Linked DNA regions of Mus musculus: region 1 is linked to region 2. A link is a contact called in ENCODE Hi-C or POLR2A ChIA-PET data. All regions are on one chromosome and are shown on one strand. The core of a region is the stretch at or near the end of the contact, and the rest is flanking DNA. Distances in the headings are between cores, read along the strand shown. Region 1 holds the start of Pole2 (polymerase (DNA directed), epsilon 2 (p59 subunit)). Region 2 holds the start of Mgat2 (mannoside acetylglucosaminyltransferase 2).

Evidence for each region. A loop is a pair of places that touch in the nucleus more often than their neighbours do. ChIA-PET counts read pairs that join two places held with the same protein, here RNA polymerase II (POLR2A).
Region 1: a loop to region 2 is called in a map of heart, with 1.9 times the contacts of the local background. The contact joins the promoter of Pole2 here to the promoter of Mgat2 in region 2. A Hi-C loop is called at or near these places in 1 of 37 maps with a recorded cell type or tissue (heart). POLR2A ChIA-PET finds 5 or more read pairs at or near these places in 2 of 5 experiments (Patski and embryonic stem cell).

What each region holds. Positions count from the first base shown.
Region 1 is chr12:69,224,673-69,230,498 of GRCm38, forward strand. Pole2 (polymerase (DNA directed), epsilon 2 (p59 subunit)) reads right to left here and starts at 3,518. Exons shown (of 19, transcript NM_011133.2): 1 at 3,425-3,518; 2 at 1,666-1,766. The coding sequence starts at 3,492. It also overlaps a transcript of Klhdc1 not described here.
Region 2 is chr12:69,182,761-69,188,875 of GRCm38, forward strand. It overlaps Mgat2 (mannoside acetylglucosaminyltransferase 2), which reads left to right and starts at 1,398. Exons shown (of 1, transcript NM_146035.2): 1 at 1,398-4,013. The coding sequence starts at 1,894. The coding sequence ends at 3,222. Rpl36al (ribosomal protein L36A-like) reads right to left here and starts at 1,307. Exons shown (of 2, transcript NM_025589.4): 1 at 1,223-1,307; 2 at 1-405. The coding sequence starts at 376. The coding sequence ends at 56.

The DNA of each region.
Region 1 (5,826 bases), core at 2,268-4,767, 44 kb after region 2:
ACTTACTGGAAACCACTGTGATTCACTGTAACGGTAGAAAGAACATATAAATGACAGCTTTCTTTCGCTGCAGACTTGGTAAATGTACCACACCGTCTTTACAAACTTTATTCCATTAGTCAGGTGCTTCATAGCACTCAGATCAATATGCCTGCTTTTTCTGCGTGTTTGTTTTCGGTTTATTGAGATGGTCTCAATGTGGAGCCCTGGCTGGCCCGGAACGCACTATGTAGACCAGGTTAGTCTCAAACTCAGAGATCTGCCGCCTCTGCCTCCCCGGTGCCAAAATTAGGGTAGGCTACCACACCAGCAATATACGCAGTTCTTATTGATAGGGAGAGCAACTTTTGAGTATCAGCCTAAGAACACAGCTAAACAGGCTAGAAAGCAACACAAACTCAGGTGTGGTGTAGCCTTAGTCACTGTCTTCAGGCAAAATATGCCATTTGAAATTAATATACGATAATTAATAATAATCATGATTTCCTAAATGTTCATTGTAAAGGAATTTATAAAGAGTGTGTGTAAAATCCCACCTTTACAAGTGAATGGAGAACTAGTTCTCCTCTGTATCATGGACCACATGAATTTTTTTTAAAGATTTATTTATTTTATGTATATGAGTACACTGTAGCTGTACAGATGACTGTGAGCCTTCATGTGGTTGTTGGAGATTTAATTTTTAGGACATCTGCTTGCTCCGGTCAACTCTGCTCGCTCAGTCCCTGCTTGCTCTGGCCCAAAGCTTCATTTATTATTATATATAAGTACACTGTAGCTGACTTCTGACACACCAAAAGAGGGCGTCAGATCTCATTACAGATGGTTGGGAGCCACCATGTGTTTGCTGGGATTTGAACTCAGGACCGGAAAAGCAGTCAATGCTCTTACCCACTGAGCCATCTCAACAGCCCGGACCACATGAATTTTAACATCACTGAAGATGCTAGCTAGCATCCATCCCACATGTCAGATTGGGCTAAAACTCCTATTCTGTTGGCGGTAGAAACATTGGTTCGCTTCTCCTTGTTAGGCAGTGCCTGTGGTGGTAGCTGATGAAGAATTTAACTGGCAGAGCAGGAGATTTAGGCCTTCTTACTTTCCTCTTATTCCCTCAAACACTTAAGACTATCTAACTTGATAAGACAGTCACAGGTTTAGAGAGCAAAACAAGACACCATGAGGGATCAGATCAGGGCCAATGGCACAGCTCAGCCGGTGAAAGCACTTGCCACAGAATTCTGGTGACACGAGCTTGGTCTTCAGACCCACATGGTAGAAGGAGAGAACCTGCTGCAAAGCTGTCCTCTGACCTCCACATACGGACACAGAGCACACGTGTATACACACATGCAAAATAACAATAGCAATAACAGTAATCATATACAAGAACAGCAACATAACTCTTTAAAGGGCAAGATCAAGTGCAACAGTTAAGTATAGAAAAGATGCGGCGGTAACTCCACCTGTCCAGGCAGGAGCCTGGGAACCAAGGACCAGGATATCCTGAGGTCCCAACTGAACCAACCCTTTGGGAAAAGACACTACTGTGCGACTCTCGGAACTCTGCACTGTGCTAATAATGGAGCCTCGGTATCCTTTTAAATGTAAATCAGAGGACACAAAGCTATAACAATTTAAGCATCATCAGGAAATGTTACTTACAGGGCTGCTTTTCAACTGCATCGATGATCTTTCCTAGGTTCTCCTCTAGCTCCAATTCAGTGACAGACTGGAGAGCTTCAGTCAGATACTTGGTGGCTTCACTAGTGACAGAAAGAAAAGATGAGACCAAGAATTTCTCGGGGGCGGAGGGTGGGGTAGGGGGAAACTTTTACTTAAATCTTATACAACTCAAGCTTTATAAAAAGCTAACATAACAGAAAACTCATATCTCCCTCTAAAACCTCAAGTAGCCCTCTAAAGTATCAAGGCTTGAAACAGTTCATTAAAAAAATAAGTGAACAGGTAAAATAACAACAAACCCCTGCAGCAGGTCTTGGTAAAACACCTTTTTAAAAAAAATCTAAATTGGGCTGGAGAGATGGCTCAGTGGCTAAGAGCACAGACTGCTCTTCTGAAGGTCCTGAGTTCAAATCCCAGCAACCACATGGTGGCTAACAGCCATCCGCAATGAGATCTGATGCCCTCTTCTGGTGTGTCTGAAGACAACTACAGTGTACTTAGATATAATAATAAATAAATCGTTTTTAAAAAAATCTAAATGAGATGGGTACACTGGACATGTGAGATGACCCTGTCCTGACTGGAGTGTATGAGACTCAAAGCCGAAACTCTGAGTTAAGTTTTTGTTTGATTTTCTAGACAGAGTTTCTCTGCATAGCCCTGGCTGTCCTGGAACTCACAGAGATTCACCTGCCTCTGCCTCCAGAGTGCTGGGATTAAAGTTGTGCTGGATAGCTGGCCCACAGTGAATGCAGGCATGAGTGCCATTGAGTCTCTAAATCAGAGGGTAATCTACTACACAGCACTAGATAACACACTGTCTTCCCACAGGAAAAGTCCCATGGCGTTTAATTCCACACACGGTGCTTTGAGGCTAAAAGACTTGAGTGTATATCTCAATGAATCAATTAATGAGCTTCCAACAGCTTTATAATAGTACATTTTAAGGGAAAGGAAAGGAAAAGCTATTGCTCAATTAATCCTCTCTCCAAATGTCAGGAATTAACCAAATTAAATTCATCACTTTCTCCCTGGGTAGACCCAGGTTGACCCTTGGACACTCCTGGGCAAAACGTAAAGCTAAAAGGTTCATAAAGTTCACAGTTACGAAAACAAAACATTCACACTCTGACTCAGAAAGCTATACGGATCTCAGCAGGTACTTAAACGGAAAGTGTATTATAAAATGTAAATTGTAATATGAGATTTCTTGGATATGTTCATTTTTAAAGACTGAAAAGACACACTACAGCCAGGAAAACCTCCTTTGGGGGCAAATTGTAAACTAGGAAATCTAAAAAAGCCAAACTAAAAACACGTTTAAAATCTATCCAAATTTTACTTCTCCAGGCAATAATGAAAATTCCACACAGAGACGGGTTTGGAAGACTCATACTCTACAATATAAATCGCCAACAGACACGCATATGGATTCACCCATGTCTCTCCTTCTCTGACACGTCTCTCTGTAACTTCCAGAAGTAACACTGTAATGATTCCCATTCTGCAGAGGCGGGGACCTCCGTTGATCAGAAGCCAGCACGCCCCCAACTTCCCCGCTCAGTTCGGCGTCAGCGCGCAGCTCCGCCCAGCCTGGAAGTAACATTCGCACCCGGCGCCAGGATCGCGGAAACCCAGGTAGGCTCTGCAGCCTCAAATGCACCGGAGAGACATCGCCTCTTATGACAGAATGTTCTAGATAGGGCATTGCGGCGGGTCAGGTTACCTCGAGACTCACCTCCTGAGCAGCAAGCCCCGCAGCTTGAAAGCTGAGACCGTGCGGCTCCGCAGCCGCTCCGGCGCCATGTTCGCGATTTGGCGCCACCGCCGACGCCCCGCCCCCTCCTGGAATAGACACACCCCTTGTCCCGCCCTTATATTCTTGGGCTGGTGAAATGGATTTTTTTGGCCTTACTAACTGCAGGGCCTCTGGGAATCTCAGACCCTGCCTAGGGAGTGAAGTAGGAGTGGTCAGAGTGGGAACAAGCTTCCTTTATCCCAAAAGCATTTTCTGAACACTCAGCTTCCCGGACACTCAGCTACCCTCTTCTACTCTGACTCTACCCAAGCTTCCTGCACCCAGAGTCTTCCCTTCCAGGGCTATGAGAGTTGTAGAGCCGTTGTTTCCCGGTTCTACACATGCTCAGGAAATACTGTGTTTTCACCGTTTTCGATCACTCCCATCCGACCAGTTTTAGTTGAGGGCCTCTCCACGATCCGCTGTCATCATTTAGCAGTCCCACTTTTTTCATGACATACCTTCTTTTTTTTTTTTTTTACTGGTGGAGTAACAAACCCAAGATTATAAATGGTTGGTATGAGGTGAATTGCCAGTGCGGTGGAGCTGCTCTTGAATCGTTATTCTCAGTCCTACAAGTAGACTCAGTAGAGCACATCTTAAAATGTTCCCTCTTGCTGAGTGTGATGGCACATGCCTTTAATCCAAGAACTCAGAAGGCAGAGGCAGGGGGATCTCTGTAAACACCTGGGCAACTTGTTCTAGAGAATGAGTTCCAGACCAGTCAGTGAATCACAGTGAGACCTTATATAAAAATCCATCCATCCATCCATCACACACACACACACACAAACGCACACACACACATATACTTGTGCTGTTGAGATGAATAATCAATTGGCTGTTTATAAATAAGCATGCAACTTTACAGGACACAAGAAAGCTCTGGGCATAAGACCACAGATCTATAATCCCAGGCCTCAGAACGGGGAGGTGCAAGGATTCAGGAGGCAAAGGCCATCTTTGATGTCACAGCAAGTTCAAAGCAAGCCTAAGATACCTGAGGCTTAGTGGGAGTGGGAGAGGCAAATAAGCCAAAAACTTGAATGATTTCTACAACGGTATAAGCAATTATCTCTGGGGCGTATATTTAAGATCTTTCTGAAAAGGAAAACAGTAAAAAGAATGCATGTGTATATTTGCTTGATTTTGCATTTCAAAACTTTTGAAAAGTTAAACTAGACAACAAAGAGAGATCCCAGCTGTGGTGGTTTGAATAAAAATGTCTCCCGTAGGCTCTGGTGTGTAAACACTTGGTTCCCAGTTGGTGGCGCTGTTTGGAGAGATTCAGGTGGTGCAGTTGTGCTGGAGCAGCTGTGGTGGCTTGAATATGCTTAGCCCAGGAAGGGGCACTATTAGGAGGTGTGGCCTTGTTGGACTATAGGTATGGCCTTGTTGGAGGAAGTGTGTCACTGTGTGGGTGGGCAATGAGACCCTTTTAGCTCCCTGGAAGCCAGTCTTCTATTTGTTTTCAGAACAAGATGTAGAACCCTCAGCTCCTCCTGTCCCATGCCTGCTTGCACACTGCTATGCTCCTGCTTTGATGATAATGGACTGAACCTCTGAACCTGTAAGCCAGCTCCAATTAAATGTTGTCCTTACAAGAGTTGCCTAGGTCATGGTGTCTGTTCTCAGCGGTAAAACTCTAACTCAGACAGTAGGCTTTGAGATTGTATAGCATCACCCCACTTCCAGCTCTTTTTCTCTGCTTTGTGCTTGCATTTGAAGACAGGAGCTCTCAGCTTCCTGATTCTGCCATTTGTTGCCATGACTCCATAAGTAAAAGTGCTTGCCATGCAAGCCTGAGGACCTGAGTTCTAATCCCCAGAGCCTACATAATTCCAGATGTGGTGCTGAGAATCATCAATCCCAGCATTCCTATAGCCTAATAGAAGACAGAGACAGCAGGAATTTTGGAAGCTCATGGGCCAGCAACAGTGAAAAACTAAGAGACCCTGTCTGAACTGAATCGAGGTAGACGACAAGGAAAGACTCCAGTGTGTCCTCTGACCTCCACATGTATGCTGTACTGGCACATACAACACACATACACACACACACACACACACACACACACTTAAAAAGATTAAACTTAGCCGGGCGGTGGTATACACACCTTTAATTCCAGCACTCGGGAGGCAGAGGCAGGCGGATTTCTGAATTCGAGGCTAGCCTGGTCTACAAAGTGAGTTCCAGGACAGCCAAGGCTATACAGAGAAACCCTGTCTCAAAAAGCCAAAAAAAAAAAAAAAAGATTAAACTTGTCCTGGGTGGCGATTATGCCCCGCTCTCTCGGGGGTATAGTATATGCATTTCTCCACTGCAAGAGTATGTCCTGGGTG
Region 2 (6,115 bases), core at 148-2,647:
TCTAGCAGGTCATTTCTCTACTGCTTCAGTATTTTCCTCTCAGAGAACACAAGTTTTAGAACTGGATCACTTGGCCCTTCCTCTTCTTGTCGCCTCCCAGTTCAAAATGCTTGCATCTCTTAATGGCCAGCATCCTCTTGGATCTGCAGTTGGGCTCAACACACTCAAGCCTGAGCACAATCTTCTTTGTGGTTTTGGCCTTCTTTCGAAAGATTGGCTTTGTCTGCCCACCGTAGCCACTCTGCTTGCGATCGTAGCGCCGCTTTCCTTGGGCATACAGGGAATCCTTGCCCTTCTTATACTGGGTCACTTTGTGAGGCTGATGCTTGCCACATTTCTTACAGAAAGTCCTTCGGGTTTTTGGTACGTTGACCATGTTTGCAGTAGAAGTGTCTGCGATGAGAACTGTAAGAAAGTTTCAGACATTAAAGATCTTCAAACTCGAAAGTTTTAAACAGGTATAATTTGTAGGAACATATAAAAAAAAAACAGTAATGTTCGAAAATTTGTGAACCCACCAAGTACTCATTTCCCACGTGAATAAAAGGCCAACACGCAGCTGAGTGGATGAGCACTGGCTTAAACACCGGGGTTCAATCCTTACCACTTCAAGCCTATAGAAAAACTGTTTTTTGTTTTTTTAAACTAAAACGAGGCATTAACAGTTAAAAACTCAGACCTGATGGAGTGTGTCCTGGGAGGCTGAGGCAGAGGATTGCTAGTTGAGGTCTGCCTTAGCGTCCAAAGGAACTGACACTTGGAGTGGCCATTACAGTTCTCCCCAAACCAGCGTCCAATTTCTTAGGTCTCACTGCAAGGACAACGCAGTGGCGTCCGGGTAGAGAAGTTTTGCTCGGACTACCCCACAGCAATTCCCTCCGTTTTCTAGCTACGAATGGCTTACAACGAAATATAGTCGTTTCTGCAACAACCGGGCTCGTTCCTTCCCCCCAGCCACGTCAGTCTGTTTTGGCTTCACCCCCTCTAAAGCACCGTCACTCTCCAGCGGGCCCGAAGGCTGACGTGTCGTTAGCAGCCAGCACGCCTCGCCGCCCGGGAGCCGCCATGCTGGAGCGGTCTCTTCCGAGAGAGCCGCGGGCTGACCTCAAGCCGCGGCGGGCAGCACCTGCCCCTTTCCGACGCCTCAAAGAGCTAGGTCGGCTCCGGCTTCCAGGCGACCGCGGTCCCCAAGGAAGCAGCTACCGCTCTGCTCCAGACTTACCGAGAGACCGGCCGCCGCGATCCCCGACTCAACCGCACGCGCCGAACAGGAAAGGGACGAACAGAGCGGAAGTCGGAACTGAACCTGAGCGACGGGAATGCGAACCAATAAGCAGCGGCCTCCTCCGGAGGCTTCTGAGAAGCGCCAATCAGCGCCCGGCGGGGCGGGGCGGGGCGGAGGGTGTGGGCCGGAGGGCCCGGGCGCTCGCAGGCCAGTCGCGGCTTGTCAGAGCGGTCGCTGCCGGAGCGGGGCGAGGCTGCGGCGTTCGGTGTCGCCGTTCCGCCGTGCGAGCAAGGATGAGCGCGCAGAGGACGCAGAGCCACGGGCAGCGCAGGTAAAGGAATCACGGTGTCGGCGACCGCGGCGGGGCTTCTTCCGGGACCCCCGGGTGCTGAATGGAGAGGACCGAGGCGACGTTGAGCCGCGGCTCGTAGCGGCGGGGCGGCTGCCGGAGCTGCAACTGCCAGAGAGGATGCGCGGAGCCCGGGCGGCGCGAGGCAGTTGAGAGCCTTCGGGCCCCAGGACGCCGGAGCCCGGGATGAGTTAGCGAGGGCCGCCGCGGGGGCCAGTTCCTAGGGCTGCAGGCCAAGGCGACGGCGCCGCCCGCCCGCCCCTTCCGTGCAGAGGCCGCCAGCTTCTTTTCCGCGCCCGCGCTCCGGGCCCTGGAGACCATGAGGTTCCGCATCTACAAACGGAAGGTGCTAATCCTGACGCTCGTGGTGGCCGCCTGCGGCTTCGTCCTCTGGAGTAGCAATGGGCGACAAAGGAAGAGCGACGCCCTTGGCCCGCCGCTGCTGGACGCGGAGCCCGTACGGGGTGCGGGCCACCTTGCTGTGTCCGTAGGCATCCGCAGGGTCTCAAACGAATCGGCCGCTCCTCTGGTTCCCGCGGTCCCGCGGCCGGAGGTGGACAACCTAACGCTGCGGTACCGGTCCCTGGTGTACCAGTTGAACTTCGATCAGATGCTGAGGAACGTCGGTAATGACGGCACCTGGAGCCCCGGGGAGCTGGTGCTGGTGGTCCAGGTGCATAACAGGCCGGAATACCTCAGGTTGCTGATAGACTCGCTTCGCAAAGCCCAGGGTATTCAGGAAGTCCTAGTCATCTTTAGCCATGACTTCTGGTCCGCAGAGATCAACAGTCTGATCTCCAGGGTGGATTTCTGCCCGGTTCTGCAAGTGTTCTTTCCGTTCAGCATTCAGCTGTACCCGAATGAGTTTCCGGGTAGTGACCCTAGAGATTGCCCCAGAGACCTAAAGAAGAATGCAGCTCTGAAGTTGGGGTGCATCAATGCCGAATACCCTGACTCCTTCGGCCATTACAGAGAGGCCAAGTTCTCACAAACCAAACACCATTGGTGGTGGAAGCTGCATTTTGTATGGGAAAGAGTCAAAGTTCTTCAAGATTACACTGGCCTTATACTCTTCCTGGAAGAGGACCACTACTTAGCCCCAGACTTTTACCATGTCTTCAAAAAGATGTGGAAACTGAAGCAGCAGGAGTGTCCTGGGTGTGACGTCCTCTCTCTAGGGACCTACACCACCATTCGGAGTTTCTATGGCATTGCTGACAAAGTAGATGTGAAAACTTGGAAATCGACAGAGCACAACATGGGGCTAGCCTTGACCCGAGATGCATATCAGAAGCTTATCGAATGCACGGACACTTTCTGTACTTACGATGATTATAACTGGGACTGGACTCTTCAGTATTTGACTCTAGCTTGTCTTCCTAAAATCTGGAAAGTCTTAGTTCCTCAGGCTCCTAGGATTTTTCATGCTGGAGACTGTGGTATGCATCACAAGAAAACATGTAGGCCATCCACCCAGAGTGCCCAAATTGAGTCATTATTAAATAGCAACAAACAATACCTGTTTCCGGAAACTCTAGTTATCGGTGAGAAGTTTCCTATGGCAGCCATTTCCCCACCTAGGAAAAATGGAGGGTGGGGAGATATTAGGGACCATGAACTCTGTAAAAGTTATAGAAGACTGCAGTGAGGAAAAAAAATATCACAATTGCAAAAGCAAAAGTGACAGTCTTCTATTTTTTATATTTGTCTCAATGGGATATACAATTGAATAAAGGTATAGGAACCGGCCTCTGCTTTAATACATAAACTTCTTGTAAAAGGTGTCCAGATACATAGCAATCCTTTCCAGTTAGGACTGATTAAAATTTCAAACTGAAATTTTCATTTTGGGACTGGGTTTTAAAATTCAGTCTATCTGCTTAAAAGTAATGATTAGATTATTGATAAAAAAAGAAAGGGGAAATTTTATTTAAATCACATCTGTTAATCTTTTTATCTAAAACTTTGTATACTTTTCCACTTTCAAAAGTTATTTTAAGTATATCAAGATTTATTTAAAACTGTCAACAACAGTAAAAAGTATTACAATGAAATCACTAGAGTATTTCTGGGACAGACCCAGTTTCACTATTGACACAGTTATTAGAAAGGAATCCTTTGGTTCAATAACTCAGAAGTTTTAAGTTTGTTAAGCATCCTGTCGGAAGAGTCATTTTCAGTATTACTGATTCCTGTGCTATTGTGTTAAGATTTGCCTGTGCTTTCAACATACATATTACATGATTTCCTTTGGAATGTATTTGATTAATAAGGAAGTTAAAGCAATGTTTTCACCTCAATGTAGAAATACAGTGGTTTTGATTTTTTTCTTCTTAGTGCTGCCAAAATAAAATACTCATTTTTGCATAAAATTCCCTAATCATTTTGCAGAATCTTCTATTTGTATCAATAAAGGCATTCTAGGAGTTTTGAGAATGAGCATCACATCTTAATATTTTCTAGCTATACATTGTATGAGCTTAAAGGAAGCCTGTTCATGACAGTGCATTCTCTTAGGAAGAAATTGTTTGGCTTTCAAATTAGCCAGGCATAGATAATGAGCAGTAAGAAAAGCTGCTGCCTAAGGGAAGTTCTGCCTAAATTGTTTTTGAAGGCCAGAACGATCCAAAGTTCAGTTTTGCCAAGGTACAGCAAAACTGGTGCCAGCCGTAACTGAGATACTCTTAAAAGTACAGTTACAGGAGTAAGAAGCAATCTTGAGGCTTACCTTTCCATGATGTAGAAAAAAAAAATGACAGAGGACTCATTTCTGTGTGAAGATGACTGTTGCTCTTGAACCACTCTCGTACTAGAACTGTTGTGCATTTTCAAGGTGAAGCAAAGTTGCCTGGGCTTTGGCTTTTGAAATGTTTTACCACATTTGTATCCTGTGTGCACGTGTGTTGGTAGTGAATGCTGAAGGTCAGAGGACGTTGGCTCTCTACCCTGTGAGTCTCAGGGACAGAACTCCAGGCACTTTGGTGGCAGGTACCTTTACCACTGAGCTGTCTTACTCTTTGCTTGTTTAAAGATTGGTTTGTGTGCATAGCTCTGGCTGGCCTTGTGTTTATAACCCTCCCACTTGTGCCTTCAGCTGGGATTACAGAGCCCTTTGCATGCAATGCAAGGGTTGTACCCCAAGTGCATAATGTTCAACGTTGCATGGGGAGAGATGTAAACACCTTCTCCAGGATTTACACCCCTGTATAGTATCTTAACCTGATATCACCAGTTCAAAGGACAGAAGAAAGAGGTTTCCAGGAGTGTTCAAAGGCTAGTCATTAGTGGTCTTACCTGAAACAGAACTAGATCAGCTCATGGCCTTGGGCCTAGTGACACCCACAGACATTTCTTCCACTTATATTTTTTATGTTTTTTTTTTTCCATTCTGGTCTAAAATACTTTGTGAGAAAAAAAACCCACAAATCTGTTTGGATCTCCTCTTTGCCTCATTTTAGAAGTTACAAATTGATTTTAAAAATAGTTGGTTTTGATAGAAAAGGCAATTTTTCTGTCAGAACAAAAATGGCCAGGTTTTTGTTTTTTTAATTCCTCTGCTAAATTTATTGTGTGTGGGTATTTTGTCTGCATGTGTATCTGTGTACCACCTGTGGAGGTCAGAGGGCGTTGACTCCTCTGGGACTGGAGTTAACACATAGTTGTGAGCTGCTAGGTGGGTGCTGGAAATTGAACCAGGATCCTCTCAAAGAGCAGCTACTATTAACTAGTGAGCCATCTCTCTAACCTCTTTAGAAATTTTAAACATTCTTTAAAACCAAAAGTTTTTTTTTTTTTTTTTTTTTTTTGGTTTTTCAAGACAGGGTTTCTCTGTATAGCCCTGGCTGTCCTGGAACTCACTCTGTAAACCAGGCTGGCCTCGAACTCAGAAATCCGCCTGTCTCTGCCTCCAGAGTGCTGGGATTAAAGGCTTGCACCACCACGCCCAGCTACCAAAAGATGTTAATACTTTAACTTCCAAGAAATTAGAGTTGGTTTTGAATAATCTTAAAACATTTAAATTTATCTGTATGCATATTGATGTTTTGCCTGCACGTATGTATGCTCACTTGGGCACCTGGTGCCCACATAAGCTAGAGGAGGGCATCAAATCCTCTGACCCTCGAAATTAGGTGGTTATGAGCTATAATGTGGGTGGTAGGGATCGAACCTGGGTCCTCTCAAGAGCAAGGGCTCTGAACTGCTCAGCCACTGTCTCCAGTCCCCAAAAGGATGAGTGCTCTCTTTTTCCCCAGAGACAGGTTCTCTTTGTAGCCCTAGCTGTCCTGGAACTGTGTAGATCTGGCCTTCAATTTACAGGCCCACCTGCTACTGCAGAGGATTTGGATTAAAGGTATGCACCACCACACCCAACTTGTTAATCTGTGTATGTGTTGTGTGTGTGCACAAGTTTGTGTGCCACCATATAGGTGTAGGGGTCAGAAAACACTTGCAGAAGTAGATTCTCTCTTTCCAACATGCAAGTACAGGGATTGAACTCAGGTCGTCAGGCCTGCCAGCAGGTACCCTCTATTTGCTGAGCT